2 separate regions of the Homo sapiens genome follow, and region 1 is linked to region 2. A link is a contact called in ENCODE Hi-C data. All regions are on one chromosome and are shown on one strand. The core of a region is the stretch at or near the end of the contact, and the rest is flanking DNA. Distances in the headings are between cores, read along the strand shown.

Region 1 (6,824 bases), core at 1,202-3,701, 1.4 Mb before region 2:
ACAGATGATCTAGTTTATGTAACTCCCCTAGCACTGGATGTTTAGGTTGTTTGCACTTTGTTCATACTCTAGAAATGCTGAATTGAGCATCCTGTACAGAATCACAAAGGCGTACAAAGCTTATCTCCTTCAGACATATTTTTCTTTCTTTGTTTTTTTTTTTTTTTTTTTGAGATGGAGTCTTGCTCTGTCACCAGGCTGGAGTGCAATGGCACAATCTCAGCTCACTGCAACCTCCACCTTCCGGGTTCAAGTGATTCTCCTGCCTCAGCCTCCGGACTAACTGGGATTACAGGAGCGCACCACCAGACCCACCACACCTGGCTTTTTTTTTTTTTGAGACGGAGTCTCGCTGTGTCACGCAGGCTGGAGTGCAGTGGCATGATCTCCGCTCGCTTCAACCCCTGCCTCCCGGGTTCAAGTGATTCTCCTGCCTCAGCCTCCAGAGCAGTTGGGACTATAGGCATGCACCACCATCCCTAGCTAACTTCTGTATTTTTAGTAGAGACCGGGTTTCACCATGTTGGTCAGGCTGGTCTTGAACTTCTGACCTCAAGTGATCTGCCCACCTTGGCCTCCCAAGGTCCTGGGAATACAGGGCCTCTCTTTTTCAAATTCCCCGTGTTAGGAAGGAATTATTTAACTCCTCCGTGTCTTTGTCCTCCACAGGGCAAAAACACCTGGATCTTTCACAAAGCTCTGGTAGTGGCAGTGGCCTGGCATTGGAGCCCCATTAAATTCTTTGTCAAAAAGCATGAGACTGGGGGCCGGGCGCGGTGGCTCACGCCCATAGTCCCAACACTTTAGGAGGCTGAGGCGGGCAGATTGCTTGAGGTCAGGAGTTCAAGACCAGCCTTGCCAACTTGTTGAAGCCTGGTCTCTACTAAAAATACAAAAATTAGCTGGGTGTGGTGGCACACATGCCTGTAGTCCCAGCTACCAGGGAGGTTGAGGCTGCAGTGAGCCATGTCCGTGCCACTGCACTCCAGCCTGGGTAACAGAGTGAGACCCTGTCTCAAAAAAGGGAAAGAAAAAAAAAAAAAAGCATGAGACAGGCTCTGAGGCAAGGGAAACACCTTCCTTCCAGAGTTTCTCAGCTACCAAGCCCTCTGGTCCTTCCCTGAGCTTCACTGGGTAGAGAAGCTCAACAACAGATGAAGAAGTTTACCACGTCTAGACCCTGAAGGCAGTTCAAGCAAAAAGAAGCCTTCACTCACCTGTACATGGGCTGGCAGCAACCTCCTTGCCATTTCTCCCTCCCTGCTGCCTCTCTTGGAGAAGGCACCTGGAATGGAGAAAAAAGCTGTGAGGTCTTTTCATCCAGCCTGCATGCCCACCCTCATTAGGCCAGACCAGGTTAGAAGCCATAAGCTGAGCACCTGCAGAGAAGGAGCCTGGAACTGCCCAGGCCAGAGGGGCCCTAAGTCCGGCCACTTAAACCAGTGTGGGAAGCAGGTTCAGAGTCACCGGGCCTGCTACCTTTCTGCCAGTGCTTTACGATAAAGACGAAAGGAGCGAAGGGATGAAGACCATCTGCCGTGCCTTAACAGGGTCAAGGGCAGAATCAGGCAAGGCTCATTCAGATAAAGTAATAGGAAATGACACAATATTCCACACATCTGCACTTGGATGTTGTTCAATACGAAAAACAGCAGTTGAAGAACTGATGCTCTTTTTTAGGAACAGCCAACCAAAAATTAGTCCTCTTTTCTTCCTCTTGTAAGATTTACTTCCTTTATCAAAAACAGTTATCAAAGCTGCTTAAAGGTAGCGTTACCCATTCTCCCTGGCCCCAAAAAAACAAGGGCGCAAGAAAACAGCATCACTAGCTAGAAATTGATTTAAAATTTAGAGAAATGGGAAGAAACGTAGCAAGTGGACATGGTTACGGTAAATAAAAAAAGAAATAGTTAAATCACTCTAGGACTGGCTGTAGGAAAACACTGCCAAACGTGCAAGACTGCCAAAAACGAGTAAATCTAAAGTTTAAACTCCGGGAAACGGAGTAGGGGGAGGCTTAAACCCACAAACACTAAGAGCGAAAAACCGCCCGGAGGGCTCCGGACCCTGAACCGAGGCGGCATTTTGCAGTTTCTGTTCTGGAGCCGTTTCCCCCGGAGTCCGGCCCAGGCTGCGGCCCAGGAGTCCAGCGGCGTCGAAGCGCCCTCCCGGCCTCCGCCAGGCCCTTCCCAGGCCACGCCCCCTCCGGGGCCGGGTTCACCTGCCGAGGCCGCCCCGGCTCGGACGCCCGGAGCCGGGGACTCGGCAGACACGCGCAGAGGCCAGCCCTCGTCCTGGTCCCGCCGCGGCAGCCGCACGCCCCGGGCCCGCCCTCACCGGCAGCCTGTACCTGGGCCCGCCTCGGCGGGGGGCGCGCAGCTCCACACCGCACAAGAGGCGAGCGGAACACCTAATTCAGAGACGTTTCCCGTCGCTGCCGGGCGCAACTGCGCCTGCGCGCCGGAGAGCCGACGGGTTTCCCTGGCTGAACCGCAGCGTTTGTCCCTCCGGACTTCATTTCCCAGACGTCGCTGCGGCACCACCACTTACGGTGTCCGAGAGAGAACCACAGCGCCGAGAGCGGAGAACGCGGTCGGGCTGTGGAGTTCGAGAAGGCTGAAGCCGAGTCCCTCAGCTTGGGCTCCAACTACTCTCCCTCCGCTAAACCACCCATTGTATTCGTAATTAGAATGACAAAAATAGTAAGACGGAAAAGTGAGTATGAATTTTTAAATCTGGAAGACTAGCCGCTGCTGATTATTCGCAGGTGGTGACAGAACTATTACAGTCCATTCTGCGATTTTAATTAAAAATGAATTATGTCTAAATTTTATAATCTCGGCCGGGCGCGGTGGCTTATGCCTGTAATCGCAGCACTTTGGGAGGCCGAGGTGGGCGGATCACAAGGTCAGGAGACCGAGACCATCTTGGCCAACATGGTGCAACCCTGTCTCTACGAAAACACGAAAAATTAGTCGGGCGTGGTGGCACATGCCTGTAATCCCAGCTATTCGGGAGGCTGAGGCAGGAGAATCGCTTGAACCTGGGAGGCGAAGGTTGCGGTGAGCTCAGATCGCGCCATTGCACTCCAGCCTGGGTGACAGAGCAAGACTCTGTCTCAAATAAATAAATAAATAAATAAATAAATTTTTGTAATCTTTACATATTTACTGGCACTCAGAGTAAAACAAAAGCATAAGCCTAGTATTTCCCTCTTCATGGCACTCACTTCTTTTGAAGTGACTTCTTTAAAACGTAAAATAAAGCCCAACTCCCAGCGCTATCATCACAACTGCATCCTCGGTGACCGGCACTGTACACGCCAAATACTATGTGCTCAGAAAGTGTTGATTTTTAAAATATCAAACATTAGCGTTTACAGAGACAAACCTAAACACAAAGGGTACTTGAAGATAGAAAATGCAGAGAGGGACTAAGAGATATCAGGTAGATAATATGAAAAAGAAATCTTGGATCACGATGTTACAACAATACAAAGATTATTGCAATGTAAAAATAATTAAATCGAACAAAATGGATGTTTTATATTGTTAAAAGATAATAATGCACATCACTAATCATTAGGGGAATGCAGATCAAAGCAGATCAAACATCCACTGCGATTTCACACTCATTAGGTTGGCTATTATAAAATTTGGAAAAAAAAGAAAACCAGAAAACAATCCTTGTGCCTTAATGGTGGGAATGTAAAATGGTAGCGCTGCGCTGGAAAACGGTATGGCAGTTCCTCAAAAAAAAATTAAATGTAGAATTAACACATGGGCAATTCCATTTCTGGACCATATGTTATTTCTATATTTAATTATTATTTTAAAATAATAATAATAAAGATATGACAGTTATAGACCATTATTGACAAAACAACATAGCATTGAGATTTACAAAGTAAAAGGTGCCAGACTGAGTACCCATGATTACCTCCCTTTTTCTCTTCATATTCTTCAAAGTAACCCCAAACACATATAATTTTCAAAGGAGCAAATCTAATGCAACTCTAGAAAAATACCATCAGAACACCAGAAATTGAGGAAACATTTGGAAGACATGCAGGAGACAAGTGCTCTGATACCCAAAATCTAATAAAAAGATTCAGAAGAAAGCAGAGAAAATGGGGAGGGGGAATAATAACAGATTGATTACATACAGAAATAGTGATAGAGATATAGCAGAAAACACATTCAAGCTGAGGAAGCCCTGAGTCTTCAGAGTAAATAAAATGTAGGGAGTTTGGCATAATGAATGAGCTAGGGTAGGGATGGCCCATAAAAAATACATCCTCGATGAAATATCACAACTCTGAGGATAAATAGGAACCCCTAAAAGTGGCCAGAAAAGACGGAATAAAAGGTTGGCATGTGTTATTTGCTACAAGTCACAGAAGATGGAACTGCTCAAGTTGGCTGAAATGAATAAGGAATAGCAAGAAATCACTGGGGCAGACTCCGGCTAGAGAAGAATCGGTGGTTCTATGATGTCAGCAAAAACCAGGTTTTGGCCGGGGGTGGTGGCTCAAGCCTGTAATCCCAGCTATTTGGGAGGCTGAGGCAGGGCAGTTGCTTGAACCCGGGAGGCGGAGGTTGCAGTGAGCTGAGATCGCGCCACTGCACTCCAGCCTGGGGGACAGAGCGACACTCTCAGAAAAAAACAAACAAACACGTTTCTTCCTTTTCTCCACCCTGATCCTCAGGAGCTGGATGTGATGTGGATATGTAAACAAAATCTAGGTTCTGTTGAGAATTAGGAAGGCGAGAGGATATTAGGTAACCAAGAAAGTCCACTACTCTAGACGAACCAAAGAAAGTGCAGCTGACATCAGGCTTCTCAGCAACACGGGTTCTAGAAGATGGTGTGGAGCAATGTCCTCAGATTTCAAACAGAAAATGATTTGGAATTTAAATAGAGTACTATAGATTCTGTAGAATACTATAACCTTCCAATCTTGCATTGGATTGTGAGTGAAGCAAAGGCATTTGGAGGATGAATGTATTTACATAGATTCCAATTCATAGAGTATCTCTGCTAGAATTAGTAATGAATGTAACTCATTTAAAAAAAGAAGAATCCCGCCGGGCGCAGTGGCTCACACCTGTAGTCCCAACACTTTCAGAGGCCAAAGTGGGCAGATGGCTTGAGCTCGGGAGCGCGAGACCAGTCTGGGCAACGTAGTGAAACTCCATGTCTCCCCACCCCCCTCCAAAAAAAAAAAAACCACAAAAACAAAATTAGCCGGGCATCGTGGCGCACGCCTATGGTCCCAGCTACTAGGGGTTGGGGTGGGGTGCTGAGGTGGGTGAATCACTTGAGCCAGGGAGGCAGAGATAGCAGTGAGCCGAAATTTCACGACTGCACTCCAGCCTGGGCCACACAGGGAGACCTGTCCCCCCCCCCCCAAAAAAAAAAGGCCGGGTGCGGTGGCTCACGCCTGTAATACCAGCAGTTTGGGAGGCCGAGGTGGGCAGATCTCGAGGTCAGGAGATCGAGACCATCCTGGCTAACACAGTGAAACCCCATCTCTACTAACAATATAAAAAATTAGCCGAGCGCGGTGGCTCACGCCTGTAACACCAACACTTTGGGAGGCCGAGGCGGGCAGATCACGAGGTCAGGAGATCGAGACCATCCTGGCTAACACGGTGAAACCCCGTCTCTACTAAAAATACAAACAAATGAGCCGGGCGTGGTGGCGGGCGCCTGTAGTCCCAGCTACTTGGGAGGCTGAGGCAGGAGAATGGCGTGAACCCCGGGGGGCGGAGCCTGCAGTGAGCCCAGATCGCACCACTGCACTCCAGCCTGGGCGACAGCGAGACTCCGTCTCAAAAAAAAAAAAAAAAAAGAAAAGAAAAAAGAAGAATCGAAGAAAGTAAAACTTGCATGGATTACAAGATACTGTAGTAAGTAAATCAACAAGTAAAATGTATCTGAGTCAAAATGATTCTTAAGGCATTTTGAAGGTAATTTAATAACAGGATGAAAAACCCAGATGATCACAAAAGAGAGTGACAGTGAAGGAATAGAAGATGCGATGGCATGCTAAGGTTCTTGTCTTATTCAGGGGAATAGACATAGATAACAATTAATTTTAGATGGATATCATTTTTTATGTTTAAATATGTACGTTAAAATATTTATAAGAAAGCAATGGGCAAATAGAGATCTGATATATGACTTTGTAACCAGCCCTAGAGTAATCTTAAGCTACACTTGATATCCTCACTAATAATAAAAGTTTTTTTTTGTTTTGTTTTGTTTTGTTTTGTTTTGTTTCGAGACAGAGTCTTGCTCTGTCACCCAGGCTGGAGTGCAGTGGCGCAATCTCAGCTCACTACAACCTTCACCTCCCTGGTCCTGCCTCAGCCTCCTGAGTAGCTGGGATTACAGTCATGTGCCACCACACCTGGCTAATTTTTGTATTTTTAGTAGAGATGAGATTTCGCCATGTTGCCCAGGCTGGTCTCAAACTTCTGACCTCATGATCTGCCTGCCTCAGCCTCCCAAAGTGCTGGGATTAGCAGCATGAGCCACTGCATCCAGCCAAAAATATTATATTGATAAGTTCAAATGTATATACATATTGCAGGATAAAGCAAATAAACAATTACATTAATGTCAATAGCCAAGATTTTCAGAGTAAGCAAGAAGAAATACAAATAAAATGTATTAGTAGTTAAGTGAAAAGCCTATTAGTTAATATTTGAATTGAAAATATCAACAATTGATTTTTGGTTCTTTCTAAAAAAAGAAAAAAATTCCCTGTTCCTATTCACTGCAAAGCCTGGAAGGAATGATAATCCAGTAGTAATTAG
Region 2 (6,636 bases), core at 1-2,500:
GAGAGTCTGACATTAGGGTGGCAAGTGACTGACTGCTCTTGGGAAGGGCTTTCCTTTATAGCTTATGCCCTTTCAACTTTTTTGGTGTGAGTTGTTTTTTGGGGGGTTCTTTTTTGTTTTTGTTTTTGAGACAGAGTCTCACTCTGTCGTCCTGGCTGGAGTGCAGTGATGCTATCTCAGCTCACTGCAGCCTCAGCTTCCCAGGTTCAAGCAATTATCGTGCCTTAGCCTCCCAAGTATCTGGTATTAGAGGTGTGCGCCACCACACCCGGCTCATTTTTTTTTTTTTTTTTTTTTGTATTTTTACTAGAGACGGGGTTTGCCAGACGGAGGTTGCCCAGGCCGGTCCTGAACTCCCGGCCTCAAGTGATCCACCCGCCTCGGCATCCCAAAGTGCTGGGATTACAGGCAAGAGCCACCACACCCCGCCATGAGTTTTTTAACGAAAAGTGACAGAAGGTGAGAGCTGAAGGGTTTTGCCGTTCGTTTTAATATCCTTACTTGGGAAGATTAAAAGCTGCTCATTTTGTGGGGAAAGTATCATGTTCTGTGAAATCTTAAAGTCTAGATGACTTTAAGAGTTGACAAAACTCTTTGATTTTTATCACCACAATTAATCCGCCCATTTCACAGACCGGGCGGGGTCTGCAAGTCAGCAGGATATTCCCACAACATCAACTGTCTCTCCCACTTTAGCAGATGCAGGAACTAGAAGAGGAAGTACCGGAGCCCGCCTAGCTGAGAGGCTGGCGGAGAGGAGGGGGGCGGTTGGCTCACCTTGTCCTCTGGGTCCTTCACCTCCACAAACATGCCAAGCCCCGGGGTGGCCGGCTGGTACTCCTCCCGCTGCTTGTCATACAGCTGCGTCCGGTAGTTTCCTTGAGGGAAGCAGGGCGAGCCCAGGTCAGAGGAGCGCGAGGTGGCATGGGTTCCGCGACCGCCTGGGCACGGCGAGGCCGTCTCCTCCCGGCTCTAGAGAGCTGACTGTCTCGCATCCCCCGCCCCAAGACCACGGTCACGTTCCAAACTCGCCCCTTCCTCCCCGCCCCCGCACCTATGACCATGGTCTCGTCCGGGATCTCCTCAATAAAGCACTTCTTCTCCGTCTCTCCGATGTGAAAGTAGAGCGCGCTTCCGCGCGTCGCCAGCCACAGCACCAGCAGGAGGGTCCGCATCACTCTACCCAGCCCGGTTCCGGGCCGGGGCCGGACGAGCAGCACGCCCAGCTCCACAGCCATCTTGCTCCACCTGCCTGCGCAGCCGCAGCCGGCCGCGCCACGTCGCCCTGCCGCCGCCGCGGTGCCTGCCGGGACCGCGAGTTCCGCCGGGTGGACCACAAATCCCGAGATGTCCCGCGGCCCTGGCGCGGCAGTACCTGATTGGGGCGCGGCTTTTACCTGAGAGAGAGCGGGTGCCCTAGAATAAAAACTTATTTCCGTTGACTCTCTTCATGGCCTGGCAACTGACGATGGTTACCAGCTTTTCATAGATGAAACTGAGGTCGTTTGTTTGAGGTTGCGGAGCGAATTGCGAACAGAGACAGGATTCGAACCTAGGATCCCTGACTTTCCTTGGCACAGCATCTACCAGTCTTGATTTGCTTCTACCTTTAAAAATGAATTTAAAGAGAACGACCAAATAATGCACAAATGTATTATCAAAAAAGATTAAAAGAAATAAAAGGCAAGGTCTCCCATTACCACTTCTTTGTCCTCATACCCTGTCCACTCCTAAATCGGGTGTTACCCTCTCAAGCATTTCTCCGATCACACACACACACAAACACACACACAGCCTCTGCTGCCAGATCCCAACTGCAATGGCTCGTTACTAGCAATTCTACAGAAATAGAAAGGATCATAAGAGAGTACTATGAGCAAATATAAGCCAACAAATTGGATAACGTAGATGAAATGGACAAATTCATAGAAATGCAAAACTGACTCAGAATAGATAATATAATCTGAATAAACCTATAACTAGTGAGGAGATTGAATCAGTAATTTAAAAAAAATCATCCTTACTTAATATAGTTAAGATGTCAATACTATCCAAAGCAATCTACAGATTTAATGCAATTCCTGTCAAAATCCCAATGACATTTTTTGTAGAAACAGAGAAACTCATTCTACAATTCATATACTCTCAAGGGATTTCGATTAGCCAAAACAATCCTGAAAAATAAGAATAAAGCTGAAGAACTCACACTTCCTGATTTCAAAACTTACTTCCAAGCTTCAGTCATCAAGACAGTGTGGTACTGGCATATAGACAGACATATAGACCAATGGAATACAATAGAGAGCCCCAAGATATGCCCTCCCATATATGGTCAAATAATTTTTAACAAGGAGACCAAGCCCATTCAATGCGGGGAGGAGGGACAGTCTTTCTAACAAATGGTGCTGGGAAAACTGGATATCCACATGCAAAAAAGTGAAGGTGGTTCCTTCTCTAACACCATAGATAAAAATTCACCCAAAAAGACCCACAACTTTTAAAATCCCAAAGCATAAAACTCATAGAAAACATATGGCAAAGGGTTTACCACATCGGATTTGGCAACAGACTTCCTGGATATGACACTAAAGGCACAGGCAACAAAAGAAAAAATAGACAAATTGGACTTTATGAAAATTAAAACATTTTGTGCATCAAAAGACTCTGTAGCAGAGTAAAGAGGCAACCCACAGAATGGAAGAAAATATTTGCAAATCATATATCTGACAAAGGATTAATATCCAGAATATGCAGAGACTCCTAAAACTCAGCAACAAAATAAGAACAATCTCATTCAAAAACCACAACAAAGGGCTTGAATAGACATTTCTCCAGTGATCAACAAGTGGCCAGTGAGCACATGAAAAGATACTCAACATCACTAATCATTAGAGAAACACAAATCACAATGAGATAAAGAACAATGAGATACTACGTCATATACCCATTAAGATGGCCACTAGAAAAAAAAAAAGGAAAAGAAAGAAACTACAAGCATTGGCAAGGATGTGGGGAAATTGAACCCTTGTGCACTGTTGGTGGGAATGTAAAATGGTACAGACACTGTGGAAAACCGTATAATGATTCCTCAAAAAAGTGAAAATAGGCTGGGCATGGTGGCTTACGCCTATAATTCCAGCGCTTTGGGAGGCAGAAGCAGGAGGATTGCTTGAGCCCAGGAGTTCGAGACCAGTCGGGGCAACATGACGAAACCCCATCTCTACAAAAAATACAAAAATTAACTGGATCTGGTGGCATGCGCCTGTAGTCCCAGCTACTCAGGAGGCTGAGGCAAGAGGATTGCTTGAGCCTGGGAGGTCAAGGCTACAGTGAGCTGTGATCATGCCACTGCACTCCAGCCTGGGTGACAAAGCAAGACACTGTCTCAAAATAAATAAATAAAAATAGAATTACCATATGATTCAGCAAGTCCATATCTAGAGATATCCTCAAAATAATTAAAAGTAGGGTCTCAAAGAGATATTTGTACACATATGTTCACAGCAGCATTATTCACAAGCAAAAAAAAAAATGGAAGCAACCCAGTTCTTCATCAGTAGATGAATAGATAAGCAAAATATGGTACATCCACACAATGGAAATCCTTTCAGCCTTAGAAAGGATGGGAATTCTGACACATGCTACAACATAGATGAATCTTGAAGAAACATTACGCTAAGTGGACTAAGCCAGACATAAAATGATAAATACTGGGTAATTCCATGTATATGAGGTACTAGAGTCGTCAAAATCACAGAGACAGAAAGCAGAATGGTGGTTGCCAGGGACTGGAGGACAGGGAGAGTGAAGTTATTGTTTAATAGGTATAGAGTTTCAGTTTTCCAAGATAAAAAGAGTTCTGTAGATGGATGGTGGTGAGAGTTCTATGGCAATATAATGTACTTAATCCCACTGAAGTGTACAGTTAAAAACAGTCAACTTTGGCCGGGCACGGTGGCTCACGCTTGTAATCCCAGCACTTTGGGAGACCGAGGCGGGAGGATCACAAGGTCAGGAGATCGAGACCTGCCTCACCAACATGGAGAAACCCTGTTTCTACTAAAAATACAAAATTAGCCTGTGTGGTGGCACATGCCTGTAATCCCAGCTCCTCGGGAGGCTGAGGCAGGAGAATTACTTGAACCTGGGAAGCAGAGGTTTGGTGAGCTGAGAAGGCACCTTTGCATTCTAGCCTGGGCAACAAGAGTGAAACTCCATCTCAAAAAAAAAAACAAAAGTGTGGTAGAATGCTCCAGTGTAATCATCTGGGCCTTGAAATTTCCTTTTGGGGAGTGTTTTAATTATGAATTAAATTTCCTTAATAGCTATAGGGCTATTCAAAGTATCTATTTCATACTAGTAAGTTGTGATAGTGTGTGCTTTTTGAGTAATTGATCTATTTTGCCTAAATTGTTACATTTATGTATGTAGAGGTTCAGTCAGGATGGTGGGGAAAATTATACAATAAAACACAAAACTTGGAAGGCCAAAAGGTTTTTGCTTAGCTTCAGATAGTTTGGCTGAAAGCGGCCTAATCCTCTTTGAGCCATAGCAAGGGTAAGTAACATAGGAATGTAGAGGAGTCTATCTAAATAGCTTGTTTACTCATGTGGTTCTAAAAGTAACCTTTAATCATTCGCGGGCAGGATGGCGCTCTGGGGGAGGCAGGGGAAGGCGACCAGGTTGATTACCCTCTAATGGTGTTTACTTGAGACTTTTGCTGTGTTTAATGTGTGCTAAGTAAATGACGAGAAGGCCAGCGAGTAGGAGGCGGGGAGTCGGGGCCACGTTGCAAATGTACAGCACTCTCCTGGGAGTCTGTAGGGGGCCTGGACAATCGGCCTGACTGACAAGCAGAATATCTGTGTCAGTGTACATTATTCATCTGTCGTTGAGTTGAGGTCTGCAGCACACACCCCCACATATGTATGTAAAGTTGTCCGTGGAATTATTCTCTTATGATCCTTCTGATGTGGGCAGGGTCTGTACTGATGTCACCCGTTTCATTACTGATACTGGTGATTTATGTCTTCTTTTTTCTGTATCAGTCTTGTAAGAGGTTTGTCAATTTTATCAGTCTTTTCAAAGAATCAGCTTTTTGTGTCATTGATTTTCTCTGTTGCTTTTCTGTTTTTAATTTCATTGGTTTCTGCTTGTTATTTTTTCCTCTTCTGCTTGCTTTGGATTTAGTTTGTTCTTCTTATTCTAGTGACTTGAAGTAGAAGTTTGTGGGGTTTTTTTGTTGTTTTGTTTTGTTTTGATTTTTGAGACAAGGTCTCACTCTGTCACCCAGGATGGAGTACAGTAGCAACATCTCGGCTCATCGCAGCCTCCACCTCCCAGGTTCAAGCGATTCTCCTGCCTCACCCTCCCAAGTAGCTGGGATTACAGGCATGTGTCACCATGCTCTGCTAATTTTTGTATTTTTAGTAGAGATGGGGTTTCACCATGTTGCCCAGGCTGGTCTCGAACCCCTGACCTCAGGTGATCTGCCCTCTTCAGCCTCCCAAAGTGCTGAGATTATAGGCATGAGCCACTGCACCCGGCCAGAAGTAGTTTAGATTATTGATTTGAGACTCCTCTTTTAGTTAGGATTTTGGTTGTACCTAGCCAGAGGAATGGAGAAAAGTATGTCTATATCATCTTCTCAGAAGCAGAAGTCCTAAACTATCAGGTATGTTTTAAAGAACAAAATTATTACAAATAAAATTAAATCCTTATTCCCTCCATCCCTTTCCAGATGCAGCTACTTTAATAACTTTGATTTATATCTATTCCACTAATAAGATATTTTAAAAATAGGCCGGGTGTGGTGGCTCACACCTGTAATCCCAGCACTTTGGAAGGCTGAAGCAGGAGAGCTGCTTGAGCTCAGGAGTTCACGACCAGACTGGGCAACATGGTGAAATCCTGTCTCTACAAAAAAATACAAAAATTAGCCGGGTGTTGTGGCTCGCACCTGTAGTCCCAACTACTTAGCCAGGCGTGGTGGCACATTCCTGTAGTCCCAGCTACTTAGGAGGCTGAAGTGGGAGGATTGCTTGAGCCCAGGAGGTCAAGGCTGCAGTGAGCTGTGATTGTGCCACTGTACTCTAGCCTGGGTGACAGTGAGACCTGTCTCAATAAATAAATAAATAAAAATTAAAAGAAAGAAATTATGGACCAGGTGCAGTGGCTCACGCCTGTAATCCCCACACTTTGGGAGGCCAAGGTAGATGGATCACCTGAAGTCAGGAGTTCGAGACCAGCCTGGCCAACATGGTAAAGCCCCGTTTCTACTAAAAATACAAAAATTAGCCAGGCATGATAGCACACACCTGTAATCCCAGCTACTCGGGAGCCTGAGGCAGGAGAATCACTTGAACCCGGGAGGCGGAGGTTGCAGTGAGCTGAGATCATGCCACTGCACTCCAGCCTTGGCGACAGAGTGACACTCTGTCTCAAAAAAATAAAATAAATTATGGCACACTTCTATAATTAAATATTATATCGCCATGAAAAAAGAATGGCCATCTGGTTATCAGTAAGAAATTGGTAACTATGCCTGCTTATATAAAAGAGGAACAGGGGTTTGGGGAGCTATTGTGGGAGAGGAAGCTGCTTTGTAAATGTTTTACTGAAGCATAAAAAAAAGAC

The links. Hi-C counts contacts between places; a loop is a spot of excess contacts on that map. Pooled maps may share reads with other maps.
Region 1: a pooled map shows a loop between it and region 2 (13-fold over the local background). The contact joins the promoter of ZNF879 here to the promoter of TMED9 in region 2. A Hi-C loop is called at or near these places in 4 of 50 pooled maps.

The regions. Positions count from the first base shown.
Region 1 is chr5:179,019,431-179,026,254 of GRCh38, reverse strand. It overlaps ZNF879 (zinc finger protein 879), which reads right to left and starts at 2,451. Exons shown (of 5, transcript NM_001136116.3): 1 at 2,351-2,451; 2 at 1,218-1,285. The coding sequence starts at 1,250. RefSeq lists an enhancer at 2,322-2,823.
Region 2 is chr5:177,586,817-177,593,452 of GRCh38, reverse strand. It overlaps TMED9 (transmembrane p24 trafficking protein 9), which reads right to left and starts at 1,250. Exons shown (of 5, transcript NM_017510.6): 1 at 1,055-1,250; 2 at 778-878. The coding sequence starts at 1,238. RefSeq lists an enhancer at 1-45.